Linked DNA regions of Homo sapiens: region 1 is linked to region 2. A link is an interaction called in ENCODE POLR2A ChIA-PET data of the cell type or tissue named here. Cell type or tissue: PC-3. All regions are shown on one strand. Links, peaks and the distances in the headings refer to the core of each region. The heading gives the core; the rest is flanking DNA.

Region 1 (7,080 bases), core at 948-5,947, 300 kb before region 2:
GCTGGGATTACAGGCATGCTCCACTATACCCGGCTAACCTTTGTATTTTTAGGAGAGACAGGGTTTTGCCATGTTGGCCAGGCTTGCCTCGAAATCCTGGCCTCAAGTGATCTGCCCGCCTTGGCCTCTCAAAGTGCTGAGATTACAGGCATGAGCCACCACACCTGGCCTCTTTCTGGCTTAATCTAGGAGGTTTGTATATTTCCGGGAATTTATCCATTTCCTCTAGGTTTTCCAATTTGTGCACATAAAGGTGTTCATAGTAGCCTTGAATGATCTTTTGTAATTCTGTGGTATCGGTTGTAATATCTCCCATTTCATTTCTAATTCAATTTATTTGGATCTTCTCTCTTCTTTTCTTGGTTAATCTCACTAACGGTCTATTGATTTTGTATATCTTTTCAAAAACCAGCTTTTTGTTTCATTTATCTTTTGTATTTTTTTGGTTTCAATTTCATTTAGTTCTGCTCTGATCTTTGTTTTTTTTTTTTTCTTCTGCTGGGCTTGGGTTTGGTTTGTTCTTGTTTCTCTAGTTCTTTGAGATGTGAGCTTAGATTGTCTATTTGTGCTCTTTTAGACTTTTTAACGTAGGCATTTAATGTTATGAACTTTCCTCTTAGCATCACTTTTTCTGTATCTCAGAGGTTTTGATAGGCTGTGTCACTATTATTGTTCAGTTCAAATAATTTTTTAATTTACATCTTGATTTCATTGTTGACCCAAACATCATTCAGGAGCAGATTATTTCATTTCCATGTATTTGTATAGTTTTGAGGGTTCCTTTTGGAGTTAGTTTCCAATTTTATTCCACTGTGGTCTGAGAGTGTACTTGATATAATTTCGATTTTTTTAATTTACTGAGACTTGTTTTGCAGCCTATCATATGGCATCTCTTGGAGAATGTTCCATGTGCTGAAGAGAAGAATGTATATTCTGCAGCTGTTGGGTAGAATGTTCTATAAATATCTGTTAAGTCCATTTATTCTAGGGTATAGTTTAAGTCCACTGTTTCTTTGTTGACTTTCTGTCTTGATTATTTGTCTAGTGCTTTCAGTGGAGTATCGAAGTCCTCCACTATTATTGTGTTGGCATCTATCTTATTTCTTACGTCTAGTAGTAATTGTTTTATAAACTTGAAAGCCCCAATGTTATGTGCATATATATTAAGGAATGTGATATTTTCCTGTTGGACTAATCCTTTTATCATTATATAATGTCCCTCTGCGTCTTTTTAAACTGTTGTTGTTTTTAACAGACTTTAAGTCTGTTTTGTCTAATAATAGCTACTCCTGATGACTTGTGGTTTCCATTTGCACGGAATATATTTTTCCACCCCTTTACCTTAAGTTTATGTGAGTCCTTATGTATTAGGTGAGTCTCTTGAAGACAGCAGATATTTGGTTGGTGAATTCTTATCCATTCTGCCATTCAGCATCTTTTAAGTGGAGCATTTAGGCCATCGTTAGTATTGAAATGTGAGGTAATGTTCTATTCATCATGCTAGTTGTTGCCTGAATACCTCATTTTGTGTGTGTGTGTGTTATTGTTTTGTACGTCTTGTGAGATTTATGCTTTAAAGAAGTTCCATTTTGGGGTATTTTGAGGTTTTATTTCAAGATTTAGTACTCCCTTTAGCATTTCTTGTAGTACTGGCTTGATAGAGGCAAATTCTCTCAGGATTTGTTTGACTGAAAAAGACTGTATCTTTCCTTCATTTATGAAGCTTAGTTTAGCTGGATACAAAATTCCTAGCTAATAATTATTTTGTTTAAGGAGGCTAAAGATAGGACCCCAATCTCTTCTAGTTTGCAGGGTTTCTGATGAGAAATCTGCTGTTAATCTGACAGGTTTTCCTTTATAAGTTACCTGATGCTTTTGCCTCACAGCTCTTAAGATTCTTTTCTTTATTCTGACTTTAGGTAACCTGATGACTATGTGCCTAGGTTATAATCTTTCTGCAATGAATTTCCTGGGTGTTCTTTAAGCTTCTTATATTTGGATGTCTAGATCTCTAGCAAAACCAGGGAAGTTTTCCTCGATTATTCCCTCAAATAAGCTTTCCAAACTTTTAGATTTATCTTCTTCCGTGGAACACCAATTATTCTTATGTTTGGTTGTTTAACATAATCCCAAATTTTTTGGAGGCTTTGTTCAATTTTTTTGCTTTTTCTTTGTCATTGTTGAATTGAATTAACTTGAAAGCCTTGTCTTCAAGTTCTGAAGTTCTTTCTTCTACTTGTTTGATTCTATTGTTGAAATTTTCCAGTGTATTTTGCATTTCTCTAAGGGTGTCTTTCATTTCCGTAAGTTGTGATTGTCTGTTCTTTATGATATCTGTTTCACTGGAGGCTTTTTCATCCATATCCTGTATTTTTTTTTAATTTCTTTAAGTTGGTTTTCATCTCTCTCTAGTGCCTCCTTGAGTAGCTTAATAATCAATCTTCTGAACTTTTTATCTGGCAATTCAGAGATTTCTTCTTGGTTTGAAGCCATAGCTGGAGAGCTAATGCGATCTTTTGGGGGTGTGATAGAATCTCGTTTTGTCATATGAACAGTTACTTTTTGGCTCCTTCTTATTTGGATAGACTTTTTCAGTGGAAGATTCTGGAACTCAAGGGCTGCTGTTCAGATTCTTTCATCCCACATGGTGATCCCTTGATGTGGTGCTCTCCCCCTTCCCCTAGGGATGGGGTTTCCTGACAGCCAGACTGCAGTGATTGTTATTGCCCTTCGGGGTCTAGTCACCCAATGGGGCTACTGGATTCCTGGCTCATGCTGGAAAATGTCTGCAAAGAGTCATGTGATGTGATCCATCTTCAGCTCTCCCAGCCATACATACCAGCACCCGGTCTGGTGGAGGTGGCAAGGGAATGAAGTGGACTCTGTGAAAGTCCTTTGTTGTAATTTTGTTTAGTGTACTTGTTTTCTCAAATGCTGGTTATGCTAGCAGTGAAGCTTTCATGTGGACAGGCTCAGGACCTCTGGTTAGCCAGGTTGTTGCAGGCAGTGGAATTAGCTGTTGTTTTCTCCTTCTTTGGAGCAGGGTTGTTCTGACTTGCTGTAATGTATTGAGTTGGTTGGCCTCCAGCCAGGAGATGGTGCTTTCAAGACAGCATCTAGTAGAAGGGGGATATAATCTTACCCTATGTTGGCCAGAATGAGTACTTGGGTTTCTCAGGCAATGGGTAGGGCCATAGAGCATAGAGCTCCCAAGAGTTTTTGTCTTTTGTCTTCAGCTACCAGGGCAGGTAGAGAAAAGCCATCAGGTCAGGGCAGGGTTAGGTGGGTCTGAGCTCAGATTCTTTCTGGGTGAGGCTTGTTGTGGCCACTGTCGGGGATGGGGGTGGTTCTCAGGCCAATGGGGTTATGTTCCCAGGGGGATTATGGCTGCCTCTGCTGCATCATACAGGCCACCAGGGAGGTAGGGGAAAGCTAGCAGTGACAGACATCACCCAGCTCCTATGCAGCCACTAAGGCCAGTCTCACTCCCACTATGCCCCCCAACCACACTGAGTTTATATATAGGCAGCTGGTGGGCAGGGCTGAGATCTTGCCCCAGGCTACAATCCTCCCCACTGAGAAAGCACACAGGGCTCTCAGGCTTTGCTGCTTCCTGCCTGCCCACGCCATCAGCTGTGGCTTGTATACTTGTATCGGCACTTCCCATTCACCATCCCCCTACCACCACCAATTGTGGTCAGGAAAATTTGTGCTCAGTTGAAATTATTACAAAGTTCAGCTGGGAGCTTCCTTCACCCTGTGGTCCCTCCCCAGTTCTGCTGGCTGCCTTCCCTTCCCCAAGGACCTCTGTGAGATTAGGCCAGGAATGGCTTCCCTGGGTTGAGCTGGGGACTGGGAGTGCCTACAGGGCTCTTCACACTGCTTCTTCTACTTTTATATTTCACCTGGGTCCCTAAATCCATTTCAGCTCTAGGTAAGGTTAACTCCTTTTCCCATGATCTAGATTTTCAGGTTCCCCAGTGGGGTGTGTGTTCAGAGTCTGACTTATCCCTCTATCACACTTTGGAAACTCAGTTTTTTGGCTGTCTTGTGGCATTTTTCTCATTATGTGTTTTGATGGCAATTAAAGAGTCACTCCTTGAAAGTAGGTGTCAAGAATGATGGGTTTGTACTTCCCAGAAAGCCCAGACATGTAAAACATAATACTGTTTGCCTATTAGGCTCTAGTATAAGCTTGTTAAATGAATGATGAAACGAGGTTGGAGCTAGAATATGAACTACCTTAATTTTCATGTTCAAGAGTTGGTAGTTTATTTGGCAGGGCAGATAAATTAAATGAGATGATACGTTTAACACAGTTCCTATTGATACATTTTAGCTTTTATGATTAATAGTGCATTTCAATTCTATCCCGCTTCATAACCAGAAGATGGAGCTCCAAACATTTAAACTTAAAAAAAAAAATTCTCCTGTTTTGTTGTATTCTTGGTAGAGGCTGTGCTCTTATTTCGTTGGTTCTGGTTCTTTTTGTTCCCCACCTAAATCCTTCCATTCTAATTTTGTTCTCAGGTTATCAAAATCCATTTGCTGACTACAGATAGGAGGAGTGATCTGTGTGAGAAGCTACACATAGATCCTCTTTTTCTACCTCTGGGGACTTATTTGATTCATGCACCTGTTCATACATATTTTTATCCAACTCTCCCCACTTTGTTCCTCCCTCTTCACATGGAAAAGCCATTGTGACTTACAGTTGTTACAGCAACTGTAAACAGGTGCTGACATTCTATGCATCCTCATGGGAGGAAAAATGCCAGCACTACCACACACAGAATTTGTTGCTATATGCAGGAAAAAGCATGTGACAGGGCTAGAAATACATTTTTTTGGACTGTTCTCCAGTTTGTGTCCTTTTGCAACATAAGTTCCTTAGACATCTAAAGACTCATGGGAAATAATTAATTTCTAATTTTTCATATCATTCATTCTACTACACTTATATTGATATTATTAATACCTTTATTATTATTACCTTTATGTTTATTAATAGGTATATCTCTAGCTATTTATTCAATATTCACTCTTTCATTCACTTTTTTTCAATAAATATTTATTGAGCAGCACAGCAGCATTACAGGAGGGTTATGGATTTGTGGAACACACTGACCCCCATCCCCAATCCCTGCCATACACATATCCTCCTACTATAAGTCTTTAATAGAGCTATCCAAGAATACATCTGGCTACAAATACCTGGCTAAGAGTTCCAGGAGTGCTTTAAGCAGGAGCAACAGCACTGCCTATTCAAATTTATCTCTTGCCCTTTATTCCCCATACCAAAGGCAAAACCATCAGAGATTCTGGTAAGTTTCCACTGTGGTAAAGTTCTGCAAGAGTTAAGGGGAAATTTTCTTGCTTCATCACTTCTCTGTTATACTCGGATTTACATCACCATTGTGAAATTACACTAATATATACACCACTGTTCAAGGGAACATTTATATACATTTGGCTCTTCCGTTTCTTGATCCAAATTCAGCTTCAGGAGATACATGTCTTCACCCTGGATCAACCACCTGGCATTCCAGCAAAATCTACCCCTACTTTCCAGAGTCCTTTAAAGGCAATCATATGTCTGTATTTACCAAATCTCTCAAAGGCTCTAAATCTATATCTCTAAATATCCGATGGTTATTTCATCTGGCAAATTCAAAAATGTTTACATTGAACTCATTTTCTTTCTCTATCTACGCTTGGCTTAGATGTTTGTCCCCTCCAAACCTCATGTTGGAATCTGATCACCAATGTTGGAGGTGGGGCCTAATGGGAGGTGTTTGGGTCATGGGAGTGGATCCTACATGAACAGATTAATATCCTCCTTCAAGGGTGAGTGAGTTCCCATTCCATTAGTTCCCAAGAGAGCTGGTTGTTAAAAAGAGCCTGCCGCTTTTCCCACCCTTTCTCTTGCTTCCTCTTTTGCAATGTGATCGTTGCACGTACAAGCTCCCCTTCACCTTCCACCATGAAGTAGAAGGAGACTGAGGCTCTCATCATGCAGATGCCCAATCTTGAACTTTACAGCCATCAGAATCATAAGAAAAATAAACCTTTTTCTCTATAAATTACCTAGTGTCAGATATTCTGTTATGGTAACACAAAATTGACCAAGATAATCCCTTTACTCTCTAACTCTCCTCCTAGCTTTCTGGATATCATTTTTATGCAATCACCTACTTAGTAATCTAAATTAAAAATCTTGAAGTAATCACTTGATTTCACTTCTACCTTACCTTCCACATCCAGTCAGCAAGTCCTGTACATTCTACCTCCACAGTGTGCCCTCAATTCAGTTCTTGCACATGTATTTGTCAGAAAGTTTCTTCTCCCACAATAATTTCAGTAGTCTCCTAGTTATCTCCATTGTCTTCCTTCTCAAGTCTTCTAAAGAGTCTACATTAACACCATACTAGGGTTGCCAGGTAAGATACAGGGTTTCCCGTATATTTGTTTGTTAAATCTGGCAGCTTTGCACATATTCATCTTCCTAAACATGTTTCTGGTCATGTAACACTGCCATTTACACTCTCTCTCCCCTTTCTATTACTGAATTAGTTTTTTTTAAGTTGTTGTTGTTGTTCTTGCTTCTGCTGCTGTTGTTTTAGTTTCCTATCCATTAGATAATTAACCCTACATTAGCCTATCACTCAACAAATATTTAAATTAGGTTGGTGCAAAAAAAAAAAAAAGCCCGCAATGACTTTTGCACCAACCTAATATCTGGTACCTGCCATATATGAAACACTCAGGTTTGTGTTGTGGAGTATGCAAAAATAATTTATAGTCTCTATTCTTCAGGCGTTAGCAAGCTGAATAATTATCATTGACATAAAGAAACACAAGCAGTCCAGGCATGATGGCTCATGCCTGTAAACCCAGCACTTTGGGAGGCTGACACGGGCAGATCGCTTGAGCTCGAGTTCGAGACCAGCCTGGGCAACATGGCGAAACCCCGTCTCCACCAAAAATACAAAAAATTAGCCAGGAGTGGTGGTGCCCTCCTGTTGTCCCAACTACTTGGGAGGCTGAGGTGGGAGGGTGGCTGGAGCCCTGGAGGCAGAG
Region 2 (7,080 bases), core at 980-5,979:
ATGTTGCAGGAGAAAAGGAGCAGATAGGGAAATAGTTATGTATTTATCTTGCACTCAGCACATAGATAAGGTGAACGTAGAGTAACTACCTGTGGAGATATTTAACCTTTTATCTGTAGCTATCTGCTTAGGAACAAAAGGAAATGCAGTTTCTTGCATGACTCAGCTTTCAGCTTCATTTTTTTCCTTTTGGCGGAGTGAATTGGGGTCCCAAGTTTTTATTTTCCTTTCACAAATTCTAGAGGGCTTAGAGTTTATTTTCTTTCCTTAAGAAACCAAGCTCAGAAGGCAGTTGCTCAGAAGTAGGCAGTTAATTCTATAGCTCAAGAATGTCAACAGCGCTATAAATATCCTTGGCCTTTCCTTGGCCTGGAAGTGGCTGCCACAGCTCCAGCTATTATATCCACATTCCAGAAAAGAAACAAGAATTGGCAAGGAAAATGGGTCAAACAGTACTAGGGCAAGAAAGCAAAATTTCCCAGAAGTCAAGGGCAGACTTTTCCTTCTGTCTTAGCAAAATCTGTCAGATGCCCATCTCTAGCTTCAAGAAAGTTATTTTTAGCTAGATGTGTTGCTGTCTAGCTATGAACAATATCTTGATTCTGTTCATAAGGACAAAGACAGCAATTGATACTGGGTCCCAGCAAGTAGTGTGTGCCTTTCCAATTCTGCCTCAGTTTCCACCATTCCGTATAAGGTAGCGAACACTATGCCAATTTTTCAAGATCTTCATACATATTTAGAAGATTCTGAATTTGTAACTATTGAGGAGATTCACTGATAGGAAGTATTTAAAAGTAGTCTTCAATTTTTACAGGTTTAGAGACATAGTTTTATTCACTCAACCAAACTATAACCATATTCCAAAGGTTGTGCTAAGCAAAACCTCAGGACACTGATAAACCATGTTGCTGATTTATTAGCTTACAAGGAAGCTATAGGTGGGTCTAACAGAATGAGGAAGGCTGGACATTCAGAAGGGGCTCCTCCTGCTGGGGAAAGTACATGTCAAGGCCAATGGGAAGGTTGCCTAGAGACCAACATGTCATTCATTAACTGGGTTAGGCTGAATGATCCTCGACGCAAAGGGTATTTCTGATTACACAAGAAAAAAGTAGGGGATGTAACAAGTATTGATCACTTATGGATTGGACCAGGTGTTTTCACCTTGCCTCGTTTTCAGGTTGTTCAGGATTGAATGTGTTATCAACCTTTTTTAGAGAGGAAACTAAACCCCAGAGGGATTGTCACTTGCCCAAAGTTGCCCAGATACCCAAGGTAAACGTTCAATTTCAGCTCTGACTGACTTCAACCAATAGCTGTGGAGGTCTCCTAGCTATTAAAGTAGAATGCAGGCTGGGCACGGTGGCTCACGCCTGTAACCCCAACAATTTGGGAGGCCCAGGCAGGCGGATCACCTGAGGTCGGGAGTTCGAGACCAGCCTGTCCAACATGGGTGAAACCCCATCTCTACTAAAAAAAAAAAAATACAAAAATTAGCCAGGTGTGGTAGCGGGTGCCTGTAATCCCAGCTACTCGGGAGGCTGACGCTGGAAAATCACTTGAACCTGGAAGGCGGAGGTTGCAGTGAGCTGAGATCACGCCATTGCACTCCAGCCTGGGCAACAAGAGCAAAACTCCAACTCAAAAAAAAAAAAAAAAGTGGAATGCAGGCAGCCCTGACACAGCCTGTGTTCTCTCCACTGCACTCTGCTGCCACGACCATCCAGCTGCCTCTTTCCTCTTAGACATGGACTCATTCTGCTTAACATGATTTCTCTGGCCCCACTTCTGAGTTTCATATAGGTCCCAGCTTTTATTAACTCATGATTCTTTACATCAATTAGAATGCAACTTACTCAAATCGGACTTTTTTCCAGTTATATTTTTTGTTCTAAAGATAACGTGGCCTTCTGAACATCTTCACTATTTCAAGTTCTTGTCAGTAACATGTTTACAAACCATCTATGGAGATGGCCATCTTCTGATGTGTTGTTTCTATCTTAAAGGATGGCCTTTGGTATCCCTCATCCTTTTGGTGTCCCTCATCCTTGGAACGTCCTAACTGTTGTAAATACTGACCATATTGTTAAGCTTTCAGAACAGCATTAAATTTTACCATTTTGTTTTAGGTGTCTATGTGGAGAAACAATTTAGAAATTCATTTTTTGTGGATTCTTTAAAACTCATGGAGCCCGGGTACGATGGCTCACGCCTGTAATCCCAGCACTTTGGGAGGCCAAGGCAGGCGGATCACTTGAGGTCAGGAGTTCAAGACCAGGCTGGCCAATATGGTGAAACCCTATGTCTACTAAAACTACAAAAATTAGCCAGGCGTGGTGGCACGTGACTGTAGTTCTAGCTACTGGGGAGGCTGAGGCAGGAGAAGAATTGCTTGAACCTGGGAGGTGGAGGTTGCGGTAAGCTGAGATCGCGCCACTGCACTCCAGCCTGGATGACAGAGCAAGACTTCATCTCAAAAAAAAAACAAAAAACAAACAAAAAAAAACCTCACGGTAATACTCATTTTAGAGCTGGAAATCTCTGTTACTTGCAACTCTCCTAACTGTGTTCATTGCAGTGATCTATTCCCCTACTAGACTATAAACTTTGTGAGGGCAGGAGCCATGTCCCATGTGCCTGAACATAGCACAGACTAGCTTCTCATTATGTAAACATTTATCATATGGATAAAGGGGACTCTCCGAATAGTAAACCAACAGTTGAGAATTAACAAGTCACAAATCTGCATAGTTCTTTTCCATATAAAAAGTGCCGTGGCTCTAAGACCTAATGGGGCTCCTTCTGTACTACCACAAAGGCTTTCTGAATTGGTGGAAAATACAATAATCATTGTCATTGCATTAACCCACAAGTTATTGGGAATACTTACAAAATAACATTATAAACATTAAATCTCAAAACACTTTCTCACACATTTCAAAACTTACAAATAAGAATAGACACAAAATGGAACCAGAGTCCCAACAAAAACACATTATATAGGAAGTTATGTGATAAGGGTAGCATTTCAAATCAGTAGATAAAAGAATAATGATTCAATATATGATGTTTGGATAATTAACTATAAAAAAATTAGATTATTATGCCATACAGGAAAAATTCAAAATGGAATAAGTATGTATGTATTTGCTCCATCACAGTATTAGAAAAACATATGGGAAAATATTTTTAATAATTTCTAGTAGAGGACAGATTTACCTACTGCCAGGCATCATGTATTGCATGGGAAGACAAGAAGTACACACAGCAGCTAGTAAATATGTTGTGTAAGCCCCCAGAAAGAACTCCCTGAAAAGGGGCCAAATACATTCTCAAAAAAAGATTCTATCACAATTCACAATCCACACAAATATATAAATATGCTAACATTTGGCAGAGATCAGAGCAAAAAAAAAACATTCTTAATAAGATTAATAAGCTGAATATATTAAAAAAATAAAACTCTGTATTGCAAAAGACATAGAGTAACAAAAGATAAACGAGTAGGTAAAATGTTGACAAAACATAGGACACATTGTCACTTATCATTATGGTTCAAAATCTATACATCAAAAAGGAAAAGATACAATAGAAAAGCAGGCAAAGGACATAAGTTGCCAAGTGATTGTGAAAAATGCTTTAGTTCATTCAGTTTTTAAATGAAATTTTGTTTTTTGTTTTTTGTTTTTTTTTGAGATGGAGTTTCGCTCTGTTGCCCAGGCTGGAGTGCAGTGGCATGATCTCGGCTCACTGCAACCTCCGCCTCCTGGGTTCACGCCATTCTCCTGCCTCAGCCTCCAGAGTAGCTGGGACTACAGGCGCCCGCCACCACACCAGGCTAATTTCTTGTATTTTTAGTAGAGACAGGATTTCACCGTGTTAGCCAGGATGGTCTCGATCTCCTGACCTCGTGATCCACCCGCCTCGGCCTCCCAAAGTGCTGGGATTACAGGCGTGAGCCACCGCGCCCAGCCTAAATGAAATTTTAAATGAGATGTTTTAACCAATCAAAATTGATCATTCATTTGACTGGTGAGACTGTGGGAAACCAGGCCCTCTCAGGCACTGCTGTACAACGTTGCCAGATAGCAATCTGTCATACATTTCGGTAAGCAATTGGCTTGGAAATTCAAGTCACAGGAAGTGAGCCTACAGAAATACTTGCACCTAAAGGCAAAAGTGTTTGTAACAGCACTGTAATACTGTTAAGCTGAAAGCTATCTAAGTGTCCATGAATAAGGAGTGGTTAAATAAATTACAGTCCTTCCACACAATAGAATACTTCCACATCACTACTATACTAAAGAATGAGGTAGGTCAACACAGACTGACACTCAAAGATGTTCCATAATGTGTCATCAAGTGACTTACAAAACAATATATGGAATGATCTCAAGGTTCTTAAAATGATACAGTTTACATACACAGCTTAGAAGGATACACATGGGTCTTTCTTTTTTTTTTTGAGTCAGAGTCTTACTCTGTCACCCAGGCTGGAGCGCAGTGGCGTGATCTCAGCTCACTGCAACCTCTGCCTCCTGGGTTCAAGTGATTCTTCTGCCACAGCCTCCCAAGTAGCTGGGATTACAGGTGCATGCCACCATGACTGGCTAATTTTTGTATTTTTAGTAGAGATGGGGTTTCACCATGTTGGCCAGACTGGTCTTGAACTCCTGACCTCAGGTGATCTGCCCACCTCAGCCTCCCAAAGTGCTGGGATTACAGGCATGAGCCACTGTGCCCAACCATGTGTCAATCTTTAGAAAGTGAAAATACAGGGCATTCCATTTTTAACCGTATGTGTGTTTTAAATTCTTTCCAAGCTTGTGTTACATCTATAATCAAAATGATTTTCAATTTCTTAAAAATAATAATCATTTGAGAAAACTGCCCCATTTATTATAAGAGCTATTTGTTCTCCTCTCAGTGCACCTGAGGACCTGCCCAGAGTCAAGAAGTCACATAGGTCTGCGTCACCCTGCAGTATGAGGTGACATCTCCTCTACTTAGAGTTCTAACTCTTGTTCAATTAAAATCCACAACGTGGCTGGGCGCAGTGGCTCATGCCTGTAATCCCAGCACTTTGGGAGGCTGAGGCGGGCAGATCACTTGAGACCAGGAGTTCGAAACCAGACTGGCCAACATGGTGAAACCCCATCTCTACTAAAATACAAAATATTAGCCAGGCATGGTGGCACACACCTGTGATCCCAGCTACTTGGGAGGCTGAGGCAAGGGAATCACTTGAACCCAGGAGGCGGAGGTTGTGGTGAGCCGAGATTGTGCCACTGCACTCCAGCCTGGGCAACAGAGCAAGACTCTGTCTCAAAAAAAAAAAATCCACAACATAAGGATAAGTTCCCCTAATGAAGGATTTTACCTACTGCCAGGTACTATTTGCTGCATGGGAAGACAAGAACATACAAGGCAGCTCATTGATACGTTATGTTAACCCCCAGAAGAAACTCCCTGAAATGGGAATCTCCAAAAGTGATCCCATCACAATTCACAATCCACATGAAAATATAAATATTCTAACATTGAACACTTAAATATTCACACTGGCCCTACCAACAAGATTCATGTGTCAGCTGCACACTGTCTTTACTGGCCACTGAAAAAGAAGGGGGCCAGTCCAGCCAGCTAGTCCCTGCTATTCACATGAAGTGATGTGGCCAACTGGCTCGAGAGCCCTGTGGCAATCCATTGGCCCTGGTGGCCCAGGAGTGATGGCACCTTCTTCATTCACCTCCAAGAAGGCATTGGTCTCTCTGGAAGAAGTCGATTTCCTCGTATGGCAGACTTCTGTGCAACCTGAGTTCTTTTTTCCATGTTTGTTCTTCAATCTCCTCTTGTACGTCTGATATGCTAGGTGTTAAAACATACAAGTATTAACAATCACTTTAACAAAGAGTCTAATTTGGTGACACTGTACACTTGTCAATCCTTCAGGTGTTTGTTTCAGTGGCATCATGTATGTATAAACACCCAGGGAAAAGAAGGGGGAAAGAGAGAAAGCTATAGAACAGAAGGATTCAGTGTATCAGAATGGCTCTTTTGTCTGGATGAACCATTTGTGATTGAGGCTCATTCATCAGGTTGCTGACAGCTTACACACTCATATATTCATTCATTCATTCATTCATTCATTCACTCATTCAGCTAGTCAGCTGGCAAATACTGCGAGTGCTTACTAGAAGTAGGACACTCTCCTGGGTTCTGGGCTAGAGCTGGGAATGAGCCAGAAATGATGCTTGCTTCAGTCTCTCCATGAGAAGGAAAGAAAACTTGGGTCTGAGACCAAGAGTTTGACTCTAATAGGATTTATCTTATCTGTTGGGGAAATTAAGCCCCAGGTATTCCTGATATTGTTATATTGATTGTTATATCTGTAATCAGTATATAATAATAACAATCAGCAATCAGTATATAATCAGTTCTATCAGTAATCATTGAGTCTTACTCAGACCCAATTCCCTAACAGCAGCAAAAATTTACCATGGCCCAAGATTAAAATATATATGTGTATGTGAACATATATATTTTTTTTTTTCTTTTTCGACTTTTAGATCCATGTGCATGTTTGTTTCCTGGGTATATTGTGTGATGCTGAAGTTTGGGAAACAAATGATCTTATCACGCAGGTAGTGAGCACAGTACCCAACAGTTTGTTTTTCAACCTTCGCCCCCTCCCTCCCTCTTCTAGTAGTCCCCAGTTTCTATTATTGCCATCTTTATGTCCATGAGCACCCAATGTTTAGCTCCCACTTGTAAGTGAGGTATTTGGTTTTCTGTTCTTGCATTATATATATTTTTAAATTTACCCTCTGTGAACAAACATAATAAAAGACTCCAAAGTAATGTATATTTGGCTGCAATCACATGTGCATACACATATATATTTCAATATTTGTATATGTGTAATATTTAATATTTGAAAAACATTTCACAGCCATTCAGCACAAGTCTTAGTCACAGAAACATTGAAATAACTTGGCATTTGGGAGACCTCAAGGCTTTTAATGAGACCTAACAAATCAACGCTTAAGTGCAGCAAATGTCACTTTGGAGCTCAAT

The links. Peaks named below come from ENCODE experiments on the same cell type or tissue, not always from the same donor. Only the 100,000 strongest peaks of a DNase experiment are listed, where the experiment ranks them.
Region 1: POLR2A ChIA-PET joins it to region 2 with 18 read pairs; 2 of 35 experiments call an interaction of 5 or more read pairs at or near these places.

The regions. Positions count from the first base shown.
Region 1 is chr4:86,518,153-86,525,232 of GRCh38, forward strand. It overlaps a transcript of MAPK10 not described here. Among named protein-coding and RNA genes, the nearest start is that of MIR4452, 21 kb to the right of the region's middle. In PC-3, for the core only: a CTCF peak has its summit at 4,399 (motif pointing right); no DNase peak of the experiment used is centred there; H3K27ac peaks cover 861 bases.
Region 2 is chr4:86,818,032-86,825,111 of GRCh38, forward strand. SLC10A6 (solute carrier family 10 member 6) reads right to left here. Exons shown (of 6, transcript NM_197965.3): 6 at 5,437-5,871. The coding sequence ends at 5,657. Among named protein-coding and RNA genes, the nearest start is that of SLC10A6, 28 kb to the right of the region's middle. In PC-3, for the core only: no CTCF peak of the experiment used is centred there; no DNase peak of the experiment used is centred there.